2 separate regions of the Homo sapiens genome follow, and region 2 is linked to region 1. A link is a loop called in an ENCODE intact Hi-C map of the cell type or tissue named here. Cell type or tissue: PC-3. All regions are shown on one strand. Each heading gives the region's core, and the rest is flanking DNA. Links, peaks and the distances in the headings are about the cores only.

Region 1 (2,920 bases), core at 167-2,666:
TTGCATTTCACATCCTTAAAGGAGACGGGGCACTCAGCTGTGTAGTTCTTCAAAGCTTAACTTAAAACATTGTAGGCCGGGCGCGGTGGCTCACGCCTGTAATCCTAGCACTTTGGGAGGCCGAGGTGGAAGGATCACGAGATCAGGAGATTGAGACTGTCCTGTGTCACACGGTGAAAACCGTGTTCTTGAGAATCGGAAAAAAACCATTAATAGTAATAAAACGCTCGGAGAATGTCAGAAAGAAAGGATGTATGTTTATTTACCTATTTTTTTCTGTTTGAGACAGGGTCTCACTCTGTCACCCACACTGGAGTGCAGTGGCATCTCTACTAAAAATACAAAAAATTAGCCCGGCGTGGTGGTACGCGCCTGTAGGCCCAGCTACTCGGGAGGCTGAGGCAGGATAATCGCTTGAACCCGGAAGGCAGGTTGCAGTGAGCTGAGATCGCGCCACTGCACTCCAGCCTGGGCGACAGCACGAGACTCCGTCTCAACAAAACAAAACAAAACAAATCAGAAAGCCAGCATTGTAGATATAGAACCAAGTTTGCTTTCCTGGGCTTAACTTTTTTAGTCAGTTGGATTGCAGACAGCTGGTCTAAGGCGCATTCCCCTTCGTCCATTCTCCCCAGCTATCCAATCTTCTGCACTTCTCAGGGCTTAAAAGCTTGACATGATTAAGTCCTGCTTTTTCTTCTGAAAATCTCTTACGTGCATTCATTCCTTTCCTTTCTATTGCCTTTGCTGCGGTTAAGACTTTCATTCCTGTGTGTCCCCTCCCTTGCTCCATTGCCTTTACTCATTCATTGCTCCCTCCCTCCCTGGTTCAACTTGTGTTAGAGTAATCCTCCTGCAAAAAGTCATTCTCCTGCCCTGGAACCTACTAGAGCCTCCTGTCACCTGTCTCATTCAGCCTAAACTCCTCCTCTGACTTACAAAACGATTAATCCAACCCCACTTTATTTTTCCAATGTTCTGGTTTAGCACCTTTCAGCTTAAATCTCCACTGTAGTAGTCTCTGCCTTTGCTGTGCGTTCTGCCTCCTCTGGGTTCTGCTTTTGCTCAAGACTCATCGCAAGCATGGAGAATGACTCCTTTGCTATGCAGAAGAGCCCTGCTGGTCCTGCCAGACCTGCCCAATGCCTGTTTTCTTGGCTGTCCTTGCCACACAGTTTAGCCAAGCTGTTTGGGAAAGGTGTGTCTTACAGTTTCTTGCTAGTATGTGCTCCTGCTTGTTGATCTTTGTGATATGTATTACTCATAAGTCAACCCTCCCACTTGTAAGAAATTCTTTTTTTTCTCCCCTTGAGACTCATAGGTAAGAGTTGAATGCCACAATCAGGGCTTTTTTGTTCTGAATTTGTTTTGGAGTTTGTTTTACTTTCTTGAAGGAGGAGAAAACCATTATTTTGATTTTAAAAACTAAGAACAGGAAAGCAAATTTGATCCAACATCTATAATATTTTAAGTTAGGCTGTGGAAGAGCAGCAGATTTAGAGGAAGGAAGATTTAGAGCAAAGAAGAGTTTTTCAACTATAGTGTCTCTGCTCAAAATAAGATAAGATGAACTGTCTTGTGTCCCACCAAGTGGTTTGCTTGTGTTTTGCCTTTAAAATGTGAATTCACTGCCTTTTGCAAATGCTAGAGTAGAGAAGAATGTGGAGCTTAGTTAGGTGGGCCTCCAATGACTGCAGAGGGGCGAAATGGAAACTACTAGTAGACAGTGATAGTGCGCATGCAGGTTGAAAAACAGGCACTGACTCTGTACCAGTGACCACTTTTGTTAAAGGGAAGATTTGTCGTAGAAAGCAGTACTTCAGCTGGCTTTTGAAGAGCCAAATATTCCCAGGTACCTGACCTTCCAGACAGAGGTGGTTGTGGAGCAAAGGCCCAGAAAACATGGAGTGTCATGGTAAAAGGTGTCCAGGTGCTCCTGGGAAAGATGAAGGCTGAGGTACCAAAATGCCAGGCTAAGGTCATTGGACCTTATTTAATAGTCAGTGAGGATTTTGAGAAGCATGGAATCTTCCTGAAACAGAAGACCAACAGTGAAATGAACATTGTTGCAAGTTAGCCTTGGGCATGAGGGGGTAGGGGGTGGTAAGGTTTTTACAGGGACAGGGCAGCTGTGTGGTGGATGTAGGGATTTAGGGGTCGGTTTTAAGCCAGGTGGCAGGAGGGATGGTTAAGTTGTTTGACCTATTGACTGGTGGGGCCACCAGCTCATCAACATTTAAGGAAGACTTCTCTGGTGCCAGGGAGTGTATTGACGGTTGCCCCTTGACCTCAAGAATCACGTTGCCTCTTAGGGGAGACAGACATGGGGAAGATACAGTAAAGTGTGATACATACAACAACTGCAATGTGTGCAAGGTGTTTCTGTAACACAGGAATGGAAGGGTTGCTCTGCCAGCCGGTTTCCTAGGTAGCAGGGAGGTCCTGGCAGAGGGAAGAAGCTGTGTGCAATCACAGGGGCATGGAAGAGGGCAGTTGCATCACAGATTCCTCCAGTGGATCACAAAGTGCTTGGGGCCTGCTGAAGAACATGGATTTTACCTGCAAGTAGTCAGTGGAGAGTCGTGGAAGAGTTAGGGGGACATGAGAAATTTACATTTCCACAAATGCCTCAGTGTTTACACCTCTGGGCTGGGGCTGCTCAGTGTGGTCTGTTGCTGGTTTTCAATAGTAAGAGTACAGAAATTGAAAATAAGGGTTGAGTAACTTTTATGCAATTTGGCATTAATACAGGGGCTAGAGAGGCAATGTCTAAGAGTGAGAAGTCCTTATAAGAGGGCATTGTCCATAGGGGGCCCAGAGAGAGGGGAAAGAAGTCAGTGCTGGAAGACATCTTGGGAGCAAAGGATTGTGAGGATTGAATTTCAGAGACAAAAGGGAGGTACTGGCTAGCTGTTGCCTC
Region 2 (2,920 bases), core at 145-2,644, 50 kb after region 1:
GTCGTTGTGACACCTCAAACACACTCCTACATATTTCCTAATGCCCTGAGTACAGTATCATCTCTTTTGAAAACCACCAATTATTACACTAAGGGAAAGCTGCAAGCTTTCTTTTTTTATTTCTTCTTTTTTTTTTTTTTTTGGAAAACTGATTGTTTTGGGAGGATTTACATTTTCTTTGGATTCACAGATGTCTCTGTTTAAAGGCAATACTTTTACAAGAGAATGTGTTACTTTAAGAAGACAGACTTGTACTTAATTTGATGTAAATTGATCTGAAAATATCAGTAATTAAGATTTACCCATATTCTAGGAAGAAACTGCGTAATGGGTATAGAGTTTTATTTTGGAGTGACAAACATTTTGGAACTAGATGTAAGTGGTGGTTGCACGGCATTGCGAACGTAGTAAATGCCATTGAATTGATTATTTTAGTCGTGTGAATTTTACCTCAATTTTTTTTGGAAGTTGGAAAAAAATCAGCCCTTATTTTAAATCAGTTGCTTCAATGTTAAGTGTGAATAAACTTTGACTAGATTCCATGAAGAAACTGATTTGTGTTTCTTCTGTTCAGTGAACTACCTCTAATACCCATAGTCCCTGACACATAGTAGGAGCTCAGTAAAAACTTGTTGATGAATTAAAGGCAAATTAGAATTTTTCTTTTTTTAAGAGGTAAAGTCTCACTATTTTGCCCAGGCTGGACTCAAACTTTTGGGCTCAGGCAATCTTTCCTAGTAGCTGAGGCTATAGGCATGCCTTACCATGCCCAGTTTAGGATTTTTTTAGTGGCTTTTTACTACCTATTTGTAACTTCATGGTTACTATTCCAGTGGCCAGTTTAGATTTTTAACTGAGGCCATATATTTAATGCAACAAATATTTGAGATTTTAAAGCCGAATCACCCATTATTATGTGTCAGGCACTGTATTTTTAAAAATGCAACCTTCACACCAATTGTGAGTCAAAAGTTATAATTTATACAACATGAAGTGGCTTAAAAATGTTTTCCAGGGTTACATGGATAGAGATTTGGGCCCATAATGTCTTTCCCCAGAGCTGCTGTATACCCTCTCTCCTCCAGCAGAAGTTAAGGTTGGAATTTTCAGGCCAACGCATCATTGGATACTTAAGTCTTGGGTTGCATAGCACTGCTGACTAAAGCTCACTGATTTGACCCAAGTAGTTGGGGAAGTACTTATTTGGTCCTTAAGCAATAGGATCTGTTGGTGTGAGCCCCACCCTAAAGCAGCCTAGGCCCACCCTTCGATGTATTTTTGTAAAGCCTTTGTTCATTTGCCTATCCAGAATGAGGTCTGCAGCCCATACCACCATGAAAACCTCCACAGTACCCTGTTTAATGCTGCCAATTTTGTATACCTTGTTCTTGCCCCCTTGTCACCATGAATGAGTCAAATGATGAGTAAGTGGAAATTGTTTGTGGTGTATGGCTAGACAGCACAGTAGTGGCCAAGAAACATTTGGGCTCTGTCAGCCTGAAACTTCAGCATGAGAGCCCCTGACATATGGGGTGATAGTTTTCCATGTAGATGGGGTTTGCCCCTTCCCTTGCCAGAATTAAGTATTTTAGCCATTTTTTTTTCCATACTAGTCTTTTCCATATTAGGGTTCCATAAAAAGAAATCGCTTTTTCCTGGGTAACTCAGAAAGGACTTTCCATTGTCCCCACACTGCCCTGTCTGGTGCTATGGCTGCCATGAGTTTTTATCAGCTGTGTGTCACCCATCTCTCCTCCACTTTGGACACTTTCTTTTAGTTGCCAGCATTCTATAATATGGCAAACAACCAGATGATATAACCTTTAACCAATTATATGGAAGCAGGCATTTAAATGTCTTGAGGGCCTGGACACCTGGCCTCCCAGACTTGATAACTGTTCATTCTGCATTTGGAACTGGGAGCCCCAGAGCTTTGGCCTTCCCATAAGTAGCAAGGTGTTATTATATATATACTTTGGGTCGAAATAGACCTTTGGTCTGGGTTTACCTGTCAACATGCTACTCTGGTTTGATTGCAGAGAGGCTAGGAGACAGTGATGAGTAAGCACATGTCTGCCTGCTCAGGGTATAGGACTTGAAGTAGGAAGAAGGGTCCTTAATCGACCCTCTGTATTATTTTGAGGACAATAATTTGGCTTCACTTAATTTTTTGTCATTGTAGTTTTATTTTTTGGGTAAATTTGTATGTTCTCCACCAGAATTTTGAACCTCTATTTTAATTCCATTCCTGAGATTTTTTTAGAGTATCAAAAGTGATATGATCTTATTACTGAGAATAACACTTTGGAATTTAGTTGAGAGCTGATGTTTCTAGAACCTCCATCTGTTCCCCCTCTAGACTTGTAAGGAGTCCAGGGCAGCAGAATTCATCGGTCTGCATTTCCTTCCTTGTTACATAGTGACCCAGTGGAATTGAACTGGGTACTCCTCCTCTATCCAGTTCCTCCTCTTGCCATCACTAGAAGCTTTAAGGAAAAGAGGGAGAGTAGGTAGCACACATTTGTATCTGTCAAAGTAATCAGGGAGCCACCTTAAAAACCTTTTCAGTGCAGTTATCTCAAGGGTTATCCTTTTGAGGACTAAATATACATATTTCTTGGTTTTTCTAAGAACCAGCAGGTTGTTCTGTTGTGGATTTTCAAATTAGGGCTGTGGTTGATGTTAACTCTGGGCATGTCCCTGCTGTTAAGCAATTAGAGTGATGGATGATTTATTGTTTTTGGAAGATTAAAAGAGGCCCCCTTTAAAGAACCACCCCCAGTCTTTTTTCTAGTTAAAAATGTCACTTTGTTACCTTCTTGCCATATTTGAATGCCTTTAGATAAACAAAGCACTCCTGAATTATCAAGATTGCGTGTGTTTATTTACATATATTTTCTGGGGTAAGAGCCTCTGAAAT

The links. Peaks named below come from ENCODE experiments on the same cell type or tissue, not always from the same donor. Only the 100,000 strongest peaks of a DNase experiment are listed, where the experiment ranks them.
Region 2: a loop joins it to region 1, with 5 times the contacts of the local background. A loop is called at or near these places in 59 of 110 quality-filtered maps.

What each region holds. Positions count from the first base shown.
Region 1 is chr16:48,605,457-48,608,376 of GRCh38, reverse strand. All of the region lies in intron 1 of N4BP1 (NEDD4 binding protein 1), which reads left to right. Among named protein-coding and RNA genes, the nearest start is that of N4BP1, 3.3 kb to the left of the region's middle. In PC-3, for the core only: no CTCF peak of the experiment used is centred there; DNase peaks (open chromatin) are centred at 796 and 1,176; H3K4me3 peaks cover 1,586 bases; H3K27ac peaks cover 1,726 bases.
Region 2 is chr16:48,555,516-48,558,435 of GRCh38, reverse strand. All of the region lies in intron 2 of N4BP1 (NEDD4 binding protein 1), which reads left to right. Among named protein-coding and RNA genes, the nearest start is that of N4BP1, 53 kb to the left of the region's middle. RefSeq lists a silencer at 1,024-1,318. In PC-3, for the core only: no CTCF peak of the experiment used is centred there; a DNase peak (open chromatin) is centred at 1,415; H3K27ac peaks cover 301 bases.